2 separate regions of the Homo sapiens genome follow, and region 2 is linked to region 1. Evidence: read pairs that join two places in POLR2A ChIA-PET (ENCODE). Cell type or tissue: HepG2. All regions are shown on one strand. Links, peaks and the distances in the headings refer to the core of each region. The heading gives the core; the rest is flanking DNA.

Region 1 (5,708 bases), core at 794-4,793:
AAAGAAGGAAGGAAGAAGGAGGAAGAGGAAGAAGGAAGAAGAAGAAGAATGAAAGCTTTCAAGCCCTGCCTTCAAGGAGCAGTATGCCACAGAAACTTGGTGTACAGATTGTCACTGGTTGTGTTACTGGGCTGCTGCCGAGCTGCCATCCCTTTATGGTTGCTTGTTCTTCAGGAGGAAGTCCAGTCTCCACTGTTAGATGTAATTTGTCTTAGAATCTTTGGAGGGGCCGGACTCTATAAGGCAAACCAAACAAATATCCTTTTTCTTCATTTAAATAGGGTCTGGCATGTTTAACATTCATTCCTTTTTTTTTTCTTTTCTTTTCTTTTCTCTTTTCTTGTCCTTTCTCCTTTCTTCTTTCTTCTCTCTTTTCTTTTTTCGTTCTTTCAGATGGCATTTTGCTCTGCTGCATAGGCTGGAGTGCAGTGGTACAATCTCGGCCCACTGCAGCCATTGACTCTTGGGTTTAAGCAATTCTCCTGCCTCAGCCTCGGGAGTAGCTGGGATTACAGGTACACACCACCGCACTCAGCTAATTTTTGTATTTTTGTAGAGACGGGGTTTCGCCGTGTTGGCCTGGCTGGTCTCAAACTCCTGTCCTCAAGTGATCCGCCCGCCTCAGCCTCCCAAAGTGCTGGGATTACAGGCATGAGCCACCATGCCCGGCCTCATTCATTCATTTTTCAAACCTCGAGGTTACACCTTACTACTAAAGGCATGCTACAAAGGATCTATCTAACCATTTTTTTTTTCTTGGCACTTTAAAGAACAGGGACCCTTATGACAGCCTCTCTCTGAGGCATTGACTATCTTGGAAACCATAGATTAGATTAAGAAGGGAGGTCAAAACATTCTTGAATCACTTAAAACTGGAGACTACATGGTTTCAAGATGAAACCCCTGGGTTGCACATTGGGAGCTGACATGGGAAGTCTACTTGGAGCTTCCTTTTTTTGGCTTTCGTTGGTATCCCAGTGGCTTATTGCCTGAGCAGAATCACTGAAGGTGTGTGATATGACTGAATCAATGCTCTGCACTGGCAACCAGCAGCCACCTGCAGCCACCTGAACCACCAAAGACTTTTGGGACACTCTGCTGCTGTCGTGCAAGGCCCAGCTTACAGAGATGAAGAGAGTGTGTTCCCTTCCCTTGGGTTGCTTACAGCCTAAGAGAGGAAGCAGAGAGGTAAGCAACTGATTGCAGCTTGAAACAAAATCAAATGAGTTCTAAACTGTGGAAGAGGCACTGGGACCATGAGGACTCAGATGTGAGGGCACTTAATTTTGTTAACAGAAAACCTGATGGAGGGAATATTCATTTCAGCTGAGCCTTCAAGGATACATAAGATAGCACAGGTAGAAAAGATGGAAGGTGATTTTCCAGCTGAAGGAATTATAAGGGATTTGCACAGAAACATGAAAGCATGCAGTGGTTCCAGGAAAAGTAGCTCTTTGGAGGTGGCTTGAAGGGAGGGAGAGTGCATGGGGTGATTAAGTAAAAGTCATGGGCCGGGCATGGTGGCTCACGCTTGTAACCCCAGCACTTTGGGAGGCCGAGGCGGGTGGATCACCTGAGGTCAGGAGTTGGAGACTAGCCTGGCCAACACAGTGAAACTGCGTCTCTATTAAAAACACAAAAACTTAGCTAGGCGTGGTGGCAGGTGCCTGTAATCCCAGCTTCTCGGGAGGCTGAGGCAGGAGAATCGCTTGAACCTGGGAGGCGGAGGTTGCAGTGAACCAAGATTGTACCATTGCACTCCAGCCTGGGTAATAAGAGTGAAACGCTCAAAAATAAATAAACAAATAAATAAATAAAAAGTAAAAGTCATCTGAGAGACTCACAGGAAGAAACTACAGCAACCTGCCCACAGACGGATGCTTAGGTGGGAGGTAGTGCACGTAGCCTGGCATTCCAAGTCAGGCACACCAGAGTTTGTCTCTCAGCTGTCTTATTATTGCTGACTGATGTTGAACAACTTATTGAACCTCATTTTCATATTATATAAGTGGAAGATAATATATCTGCATTTTAGATGGGTGTTAAAGTGCTGAACAAGTGAAAATGACAGACCCTCAATAAATGTAGCCCTTTCTTTTTACCTCTTCAGGCGGAAACATAATTGAGCATCAGATGATTTTCTATATTGTCATTCATTTCACAAACAGTTATTGACCAACTTCTCTGCATTGGGCCCTGTGCTAGAAGCTTGAAGGGTATTCAAAAATGCAAGCCATCAAAGAAAGGATAATATGGTTGTGAGATGATATGAGGAGAGATCAAAGGAGAAGTCAATGTCCAAGATAGCAACCCATCAGAGCCCTCACAAGGCTGCGCCCCATTCATGAACAAAGGAGCATCCAGGCAGTGAGTGCTGTGCGTGATGTACAAAGAGTGGTGTGCATGGTGGACAAAGAGTGCTGTGAGTTCAGAGTACGGTGAGGTCACTGGGATGGGCTGGAAAGGTTTCAAGGAACAGGAGAAATGTGAGCCAGACCTGGAACCTAGTTAGCATTTGGAGAGCAGAATCACTGGACGTGTGTGAAGTGACTGAAGGAAGAAGAGAGGAAAGGAATGATTGTGTTAAGTGGCAAAAACCCAGCCATGGAGCGAGGTGAGCTTAGGGGAAGTCTGGTTTGACTGTATAGGAGGAGTCCTGGGAGATAGGGCTGAGAAGGAGATTGGTGTCAGATTATGGAAAGCTTTGGAGGTCAGGCTAAGGACTTCAATTTCCATGATAGGCAATGTGTTTTTCATTGTGTGCTCTAGGGCACACAGGTCCACCTGTCACCTACACCCTGCATTTTTTTAATGCCACTTATTCTGTAGTATTCATATATTGTACTATTTTCTCTATTAGAAATATGTGTCATACTGTGCCCTAAGCAAAACTATAAATTCCACAGGATAGGTCCCATGAAGATTTCCTAAGTTGACATGATTTAATGAGGTAGCAGATTTTAGAAGCTGGGAGGTAAAGAAGGTTTAGGGATGTCCATGGAGAAGCTGGGAGCATACTGCTCTGACGGTTTGTAGAAAGTGCCAGCCACTGCACTGTCTCCACACTTGATGCCTCTCCAAATGTTGATTTTAATGCTCTTGGAGTTGCCTTGATGGTTTGGACCTCTAGTTTGAACAATATCACTGTAGACCATATTTGATGTTACTTCCCATACACTAATATCAGAATCCTGAAATATAGGTGTGATGTGGTTTGGCTGTGTCCACACCCAAATCTCATCTTGAATTGTAACTCCCATAATTCCCACGTGTCATGGGAGGCACCCGGTGGGAGGTAATTAAATCTTGGGGGCGGGTCTTTCCCATGGTGTTCTTCTCGTGATAGTGAGTAAGTCTCACAAGATCTGATGGTTTTAAAAATGGGCGTTTCCTTGCACAAGCTCTCTCTCTTTGCCTGCCATCATCTGTGAAAGACATGACTTGCTCCTCCTTGCCCTCTGCCATGATTATGAGGGCTCCCCAGTCATGTGGAACTGTGTAAGTCCATTAAACCTCTTTTTCTTCCCAGTCTCAGGTATGTCTTTATCAGCAGCGTGAAAACGGACTAATACAAGGTAGAAGGCGCATTTCTGCTGAAGGGTCTTAGATCTTCCAGATTCTTTCAGATTTTGCCTGATCAGACTCCTTCACTCTCCTAAAACAAACCAACCAAAGTAACAATAGAGCAATAGTAACAAACTCTTCAAGTAACAATACAACTGCTGTGTGTTTATAACTCCCTTGCTCTCTAGAGACCCCTGTGCTTTGATATTACCAGTTGCTCTTTCTCAGCTTAACTCCGAGGAAGAAATCAACCAAGAACCTTGGGAATCAAGTGACCAAGGGCAGAAAGCAAGAACGGTGCAGTGCAAACATGGCCTGCCTGGATGTTTGCTTTGGTTTAAAGAGTTACTAGGGATAGTATACTAACCTTTTATTTTGCAGGGGCCTTTACTTTCCTGGTAAATAGCTGTTTTTAAAGTAGCAGTTTCTCCATGTGACTGGGCAAACAGATCCTTAAAATAGATCTGACCCTTCTTTCTGTGGATCAGCCAGGGTGGCAGCAGTGACACCTGGGCCACTGGTCCCAGTTGCATGCCAGGAAAATAATCAAGCAGTAGTGTCTGGGTACTTTTCTATCCAGGGCACAGCTGTTTATCTCACTGCCTCTTGAAGCCATAGCCTGTGGTGGCCCCGACTACCAACAAGTAGTGGACTCCACACACAAGTGTCTGCAGCCCCAGGCACTGAGAGAGACCCTCCCAGTGGGGCATGTGCAGAGACTGCCTCACTGGCCTGGAGTAGATCACTTTGGTTTCACGACTCTTTTTAATGTGGTTTTCCATAGCAAGGGCAGCTAACTGGGGTGGAGGTGAATATGGGGACTGGGAAGAGGCCATTCATAGTGGTTCCTACAAGGAACAAGGTCAGTGTCTCCCCTTCCCAACAGGAGCCTGCTCCTGCAGTTGGGGGTCTGTTGCTAGTAAGTTGACTGGGTCATGCCTAGCCCTCAAGGCCCTGGATGCTGACCATCCTCAGCCTGTTTTTCTGCCCCCCTCCATATGTATTTCCTGCTGGAGTAAGACCAGCTTTTTACAGGCACTCCCCAAAACATACACATATGTGAAACTTGTGCCAGTCTTCTCTTCTGGCCTTTGTTCATGCTGTTCTTTCATCCTGGTAAGTTCTTTCCTTTCTGTATCCATTCAAATCCTTCCCACCTTTCAAGGTCTCGTATAAACCTACTGCCTCCGTAAAGCCTCCTCAGAATGTTCCTGTTTGGCCCTGGTTCTTGTCTCATTTCATGTGGGTCAGTTCAATCTCCCCATGTAGTTTGCAAGCCCCAGGAAAGCAGAGTCCATGTCAGGTCCTTTAAAGGTGTCACCCACATCCCCTAAAATAGCTCTCATTTCCTGTATCACTTATCTCTCCTTTGTAATTCACTGTTTAAAAAAATACCTTTTTTCCCCCCATAAGTGACTGGGAATGATGCTGTTCACTTCTGAAATGCCCATAGCTACTAGCACAAAGCTGGTGATCAATAAATGCTTGCTGATTGGATAATTTATCAATGGCCTATATTGAAGAGAGAAAATAGTAACTAAAATGATAAAAGCTTGAGCATGATCCATGATTCTTACTTTGGATCCTTGAAGATGATCATGTCTAAACACATAATGGCCTTTTCATGCAGTTCTCTTTCATTTAATTGCTTAAAGAGGGAGTTTGACTCCAGCCTCTCTTATATTCAGCTACAACCATTCAAACTAGTAAACTTTAAATGAACATCCTCACTGTACTGGATCCTGCTCATGGGATCTGAGGCCCTGCTCCTGGAGAAGAGAGTGGAAGAGGCTTTATTAGTCACCAACCAATCATTTCCCGCTTAGCCCTAATGGGGAGTAAGCATGACAGCTATGAGCAGTAGCCACAGGCTGTTTAGGGCAAGGGAAAACACAGGGAAGGAGATCCAAGGGATGCGAAGCTGGAATGAAGGATTTCAGCTTCCAAGAGCACAAACTGATTGATTCTCAAAGTACATACCGTAACCTGAAGTGATTCATGACCAATTATGCAAGTGGCATAGCAGACACCAGAACCAAATGAGACCTCCAAGGGAGGGAAGCCAGGCCAAAGCTCTCTCTGGGGAGCAGCCAAACCTTCAACAGTCATGGAACAAAGTCAGGAAAAGGCCCTGAGAAGAGCTA
Region 2 (5,708 bases), core at 1,172-5,171, 170 kb after region 1:
TTTGGGTAGTATGAACATTTAGAATATTAATTCTTCCAGGCCTGGTGCAGTGGCTCATGCCTATAATCCCAGCACTTTGGGAGGCCCAGGTGGGCAGATCACTTGAGGTCAGGAGTTCAAGACCAGCCTGGCCATCATGGTGAAACCCCATTTCTACAAAAATTACAAAAATTAGACAGACATGGTGGTGCATGCCTATAATCCCAGCTATTTGGGAGGCTGAGGCAGGAGAATTGCTTGAACCCAGGAGGTGGAGGTTGCAGTGAGCTGAGATCATGCCACTGCACTCCAGCCTGGGCAACAGATTGAGACTGTCAAAAAAAAAAGGAATATTAATTCTTCCAATCCATGAATGAAGGATATCTTTTCATTTATTTGTGTCTTCCTTCTTTCTTTCTTTTTTCTTTTCTTTCTTTCTTTTCTTTCTCTCTTTCCATAGACAGAGTCTCACTCTGTCACCCAGCTGAAGTGCAGTGGCACAATCTTGGCTCACTGCAACCTGCGCCTCCTGGGTTCAAGCGATTCTCATGTCTCAGCTTCCTGAATAGCTGGGACTACAGGCATGTGCCTCCACACTGGCTAATTGTTGTATTTTTTGTAGAGATGGGGTTTTACCATGTTGGCCAGGCTGGTCTCAAACTCCTGATCTCAAGTTGTCCACCCACTTTGGCATCCCAAAGTGCTGGGGTTACAGACATGAGCCACTGTGCCCAGCCAATTTCTTTCATTAATGTTTTACAGTTTTCTTTGGATAGGTCTTTCACCTCCTTGATTAAATTTATTCCTAAATACTTCACTTTTTTTAAATGATAGGATTGTTTTCTTAATTTCTTTTTTGAAGAGGTCATTATTTGTGTACAGAAATTAAACAGATTTTTATATGTTAATTTTGTATTCTGCAAAGTTACTTATTCATTTATTAGTTCTAAGAGTTTTTCCTGGAGTTTTTGGGATTTTCTACATACAGGGTCATGTATTCTGCATGTATTACTTCTTTCTTTCTGATTTGTGTGCCTTTTATTTCTTTTCCTTGCCCAATTGCTTGGTTGAGTACTTCCAATATTATGTTGAATAGAAATGACTAGAGTGGGCAGCCTTGTCTTGCACTGGAACTTAAAAAAAAAAAGCTTTCAGTTTTTCCCATTGATTGTAATGTTAGCTGTGAGTTTTTCATTAATGGCCTTTTTTTGAGTACCAAAACAGTACCCAGATGAGTTCCAGGGCCATAGTAGGTACTCAATAAAATTTTTAAAATTGTGTTAAACTTTCCTTCCAGTGAAATTCACTGATCATAAATATACTATTCAAAAAATGTTAAACAAATGTACACCCCTATGTTATTAGTGCCCTTGTATATGGAACACTTCCATTATCCCAGAAAGTTCCTGAAGACTATCATCACCCCTGAGGCTGCTAGGCTGGAATGTAAGAAGAATGTTAGTTTTCACTGGAGCATGAATCTCATTGAAATGAATTTGAGAGAAAAGTTCTAAAATCTAAAATCAAAAAAAGGGGGGCAGGGAACCACACAAAACTAAGAACTCCAAGTTGTTCTTGTCCTAATCTTATCTGCCTCCCACCCAGAATCCCACTGAGGTATATCTTAGACTGTTCTGCAGTAAAACCTGGTTGCTTTTCTGAAGCTTTCCAGAATTTCTATCTAGTGAACAGATGGCATTGTTTTCATACAAAGAGCAAAAGAATTTCATGTATTCAAACACAGAAAACTTGAGAAAACACACAGAGCATGGGTAGTTACTATAATAGAGGAAAGAACATGATATGTCAACAGAGAGCTAGACTCTGTCCAAAACAAGAATCCATTTGGATCCTTGGTTGGTTATCTGGACTCTGCAGGGGAGTGTCAAAATTGAGGGTGTGTGTGCACTGATGTGCTAAAACAGGTGCAGGCCTGGCTAGGGTTTCATTCACAAGCATGACTGAATTGTTCTTTCTATATACAAAGTTCCTATTCTATGATTGGCCTTGAAAACACAGAGATAACAAAAAATGTCCAGTTCCTGCCTCCAGGGCTTGCAGCATGGTGGTGGAGACAGACTTGTAAAAGAGCCACACCGCAAATGAGAGCAAAGAGTAGAAGCTCCTAACTCAGCCTGGAGGAATCAGAGGAGGCTCCTGGGAAGAAGATGTCTGAGTGAGGGTTATGAGGTGGCTGGGAGCTGGCCAGGGAAGGGGTGGTAATGAGGCAAAGGACAAAATGAAGGCTTTCCAGACTAAGGGGAGAGGGTGAGCAAGGGCGTGGAGGCCCCAGGAGCAGAGTGAGTTCAGGGAGGTCATACAAGCAGTTCCTCATGGCTGATAGGGCAGGGAGTAGCAAAACATGAGGCCAGAGATGCAAGCTGGGGGTTAGAAAATATCTGAATGTAAGGAAATATCTGAGCACAACATTATACAAGTTCATGCAAATCACTTGCAAAACAAGATGTATCCTGTCAATAAACCTATTCATAAGGTTGAGAGGGTGGACACATTGGTAACAGAACCTCACTGCCAAGATCAACAGTTTGCATGCTGGAAGAATTATTTATGTATTCATTTAATCTAATCACATGTATACGGCATGTGCTAAGTGCCAGGCACTAAAGGCCCCCATGATAAATTCTATATTCCTAACACAATGACTAGCACTTAGCACTCTGTCCAAAGTGGGCATGCCGTAGATAATTGTTGAATGAATAAATGAATGACCAATTTGTGCTTCTGTCAAAAGAGTTTACAGTCTAGTGGGAGAATCAGAGAGGTAAGCAAATTATATTCTATCAAATCATTATACTTAGGATAGGGCAGGGAATTCATCTTACAAATGTCTGCAAGGGCCAGGCAAGCAGGGTAACTAAATGAAAAGATCTCCTGGTGTAAGACAATAGGGAATAGTGCAGACCGCAGCAAGTGGTGAGTATGAGCCCATTCTAAAGGGGAACAGCTGCTACTCAATTCCAAACCGATTAGGATCAAAAGGAGCTAGAAATTTGTATTTTAGTCAAAGGAAATGTTATTTTCTAAATTGGTTGCTCCCAGATGCTCAGGATTCCAGCAGAATTAGCCTGGTATGGAGGCAGTGATTAGTAGGAAAGAGACCTGACAAGCTGCCTTTCTGGATGGACGTAGTATGGGATTCAGTAACCTCTGTAATCAGAAGGGGACACCACAGCCCTCAGTGCCAAGAGGGTAAACCATGTTAGGTGCTGCCAGCATCCAAGACCCCTGCTCCTCGGTAGCCCTTTGGGCTCCTGTGCACCTAGCGAGACCGTAACTTTAAGTCAATCTCTGACCTTCTTAGGCCTGACCCAGGCTCCAGGGCAGCTCCTCCCCTAGACTGCCACGGGACTTCTGTGGCAGTGGCTAATTCCCTGGCCATGGGGATCTGTTTGGGGCTGTTTGTTTTGCAGAAGAAAACAGAAGGCCGCAGTGTATCGGAATTCTGCCCCTCCTCCTGCACTACTGCCTCCCCCACCACATGAAAGCTGCTGAGCAAACAGAGAAATCAAAGATGATTATACGCTGCTGGAAACCCGCGTGCTTCCGCCTGGCTGCATCTCCCTGCCAAACTGTTATGTAAGCCGCAGCCCCACTCAGGCCTGGAATCAAACAGAGATGCCATTTAGAGCCCTCCCGTGACCCGCTCCTCACCTGTAGCCTGGCTCAAACCGTGTCTCACCTGGAGTAGACCTGCCCAGGGAGGGCCATGCATGCTCTGTGGCTGGCAAAGTGGCTTTTCCATTTGTTTTGGGATTTCCCTCTCTCCTTTCCCATCCAGCACAGAGGTATGGATGGGTCAGGACCAGGCGTTTACTTTGGTTAGATTCCAAATGACTAAGATATTTTATGATGGAAAACTCCATTTGACAATCCCAGGGAGTTGAGTGTTTTTCACCCTCCTAAGTGAATAATTCACTTTGGCTGTTTAGATATCAGAGCTGAACAAGTGGCTCTGGAGCCCAAGATGACCTCCTGGCCAGAAAGGGCCTAACCGCACTGCTCTGATGACCAGTACTTATTTCTATTTAGGGATTCTGGGCATCTTCCGCAGCCCTAAACCACCTAAATGGACTTATAAGAGCTGTTCCTTAAATGCGTCAGTGACTTGGGTAAATGAGCTGAATTCTCAGGGCTTTATTTTTTTTTCTTTCTGCATCACTCAATGACTCCACAATAAGTGTGCTACAAGTTTTAAATGCTAATATTGGATTTTGGACACTGTTACAGTTATATCTGAAGTAAGATGTCAGGCTGTTTGGCGTTAACAGTGCCCAAGAGTTTATATTCGTATCTATTCAACGCTGACCTCCATTACTCTCTCCCTTTTGCAGCCTTAACTGACCATGCTCCAGTGTGAGGGACTCAGATCTCAAGTAGAAGAGGCCTGAACTTTGGAGTCAGATAACGCCTGTATTGGAGCTATAGCTTAGTCTTTCAGAGCCTATGGGACCTTGTGCTGTGGCCCGAACCATGCTAAATCCCTGGAGCCTCCCGATTTCCCTTAATTTTCCTACATTCCATCAGAAATGCACAAAGATTCCAAGAGGGCCAATTCTGGCTTTGGAAAATGATTCACCATCCTCCACCTCTCACTTGTTCCAGTATGGAAAGGGTGAACAGGAAACCCTTTGCTATTTGGTGAGATCGACCCAGGAGTGAGGCATTAGACTGGAATCTCTGGACCCTCATCTTTTTTTTTTTTTTTTTTTTGACAGAGTCTTGTTCAGTCACCCAGGCTGCAGTGCAGTGGCACGATCTCCGCTCACTGCAACCTCCTCCTCCCAGGTTGAAGCGATTCTTCTGCCTCAGCCCACCGAGTAGCTGGGATTACAGGCGCATGCCACCACATCGGCTATTTTTTTGTATTTTTAGAAGAGGCAAGGTTTCACCCTGTTGGCCAGGCTGGTCTCGAACTCCTGACCTTGTGATCCCCCTGCCTCAGCCTCCCAAAGTGCTGGGATTACAGGCATCAGCCAACACACCCAGCCCTGGCCCTCATCTCTTTTCCCATTAATGCTGGAGGGGGCGCCTCACAAACCAAGACACCTGCTAGTCGTTGGACTCACTCTTGATGACCAAGGTGCCGTATCTAGTAATTGATACAGTTATCTTTTCCTGGGAATATGAATAGCAGGTTCTTAGTCCTTGCACAGGCATTTTAAAAATGCACAAACCAAAGAAAAAAATTGCTTTTTCCAGATCCCAATCCCTAGCAGGACTAGTCAATAGGTCCCTGTATCCAGATAAGAGAAGGGATTTATGGGAGCATCCCATAAGCACATGGCAGGGAAAGAGAACAAATTCTAAATGTCCTGAGAACTGTTTTTTACCAAGCATTGCATTGTCACCATGCTGTAAAAGTAATAAACTTCCCTCCCATTGTCTGAATCTAAATAGGGGAACCAACCTCCAAGTCCAACCCCCTTCCTCAGGGAAACTGCTTCTCACTGTGCTTCAACATGACCTTTGGCTGGGAACTAAAATGTGAGTCTGAATTTGGTAAAGCTTGGATCCTTTCATTTTTCCCAACTCTCCCAGTCCAGAGGGATAAAAATCCCTGCTCCTAAAACCCAGTGGTCTCTGTGAATGAGCTCATCCAACTCCTGCTGGCTTTCTGGATAATAATGAAACTCACGTTGACCAGTCTTTCTACATTGTTTTATATATATATAGTTATATATATAGTTATATATATAGTTATATATATA

What was found. ChIA-PET counts read pairs that join two places held together with the same protein. Peaks named below come from ENCODE experiments on the same cell type or tissue, not always from the same donor. Only the 100,000 strongest peaks of a DNase experiment are listed, where the experiment ranks them.
Region 2: POLR2A ChIA-PET joins it to region 1 with 5 read pairs; 4 of 35 experiments call an interaction of 5 or more read pairs at or near these places.

The regions. Positions count from the first base shown.
Region 1 is chr1:182,290,162-182,295,869 of GRCh38, reverse strand. The region is part of intron 2 of LINC01344 (long intergenic non-protein coding RNA 1344); the gene reads left to right. Among named protein-coding and RNA genes, the nearest start is that of LINC01344, 21 kb to the left of the region's middle. RefSeq lists a silencer at 2,482-2,776, a cis regulatory region at 3,889-3,900 and enhancers at 3,822-3,966, 3,645-4,144. In HepG2, for the core only: no CTCF peak of the experiment used is centred there; DNase peaks (open chromatin) are centred at 2,389, 3,389 and 3,949; H3K4me3 peaks cover 1,035 bases.
Region 2 is chr1:182,118,758-182,124,465 of GRCh38, reverse strand. No RefSeq gene overlaps it. Among named protein-coding and RNA genes, the nearest start is that of ZNF648, 60 kb to the right of the region's middle. RefSeq lists a silencer at 3,278-3,572 and an enhancer at 3,278-3,572. In HepG2, for the core only: no CTCF peak of the experiment used is centred there; DNase peaks (open chromatin) are centred at 3,455 and 3,845; H3K4me3 peaks cover 523 bases.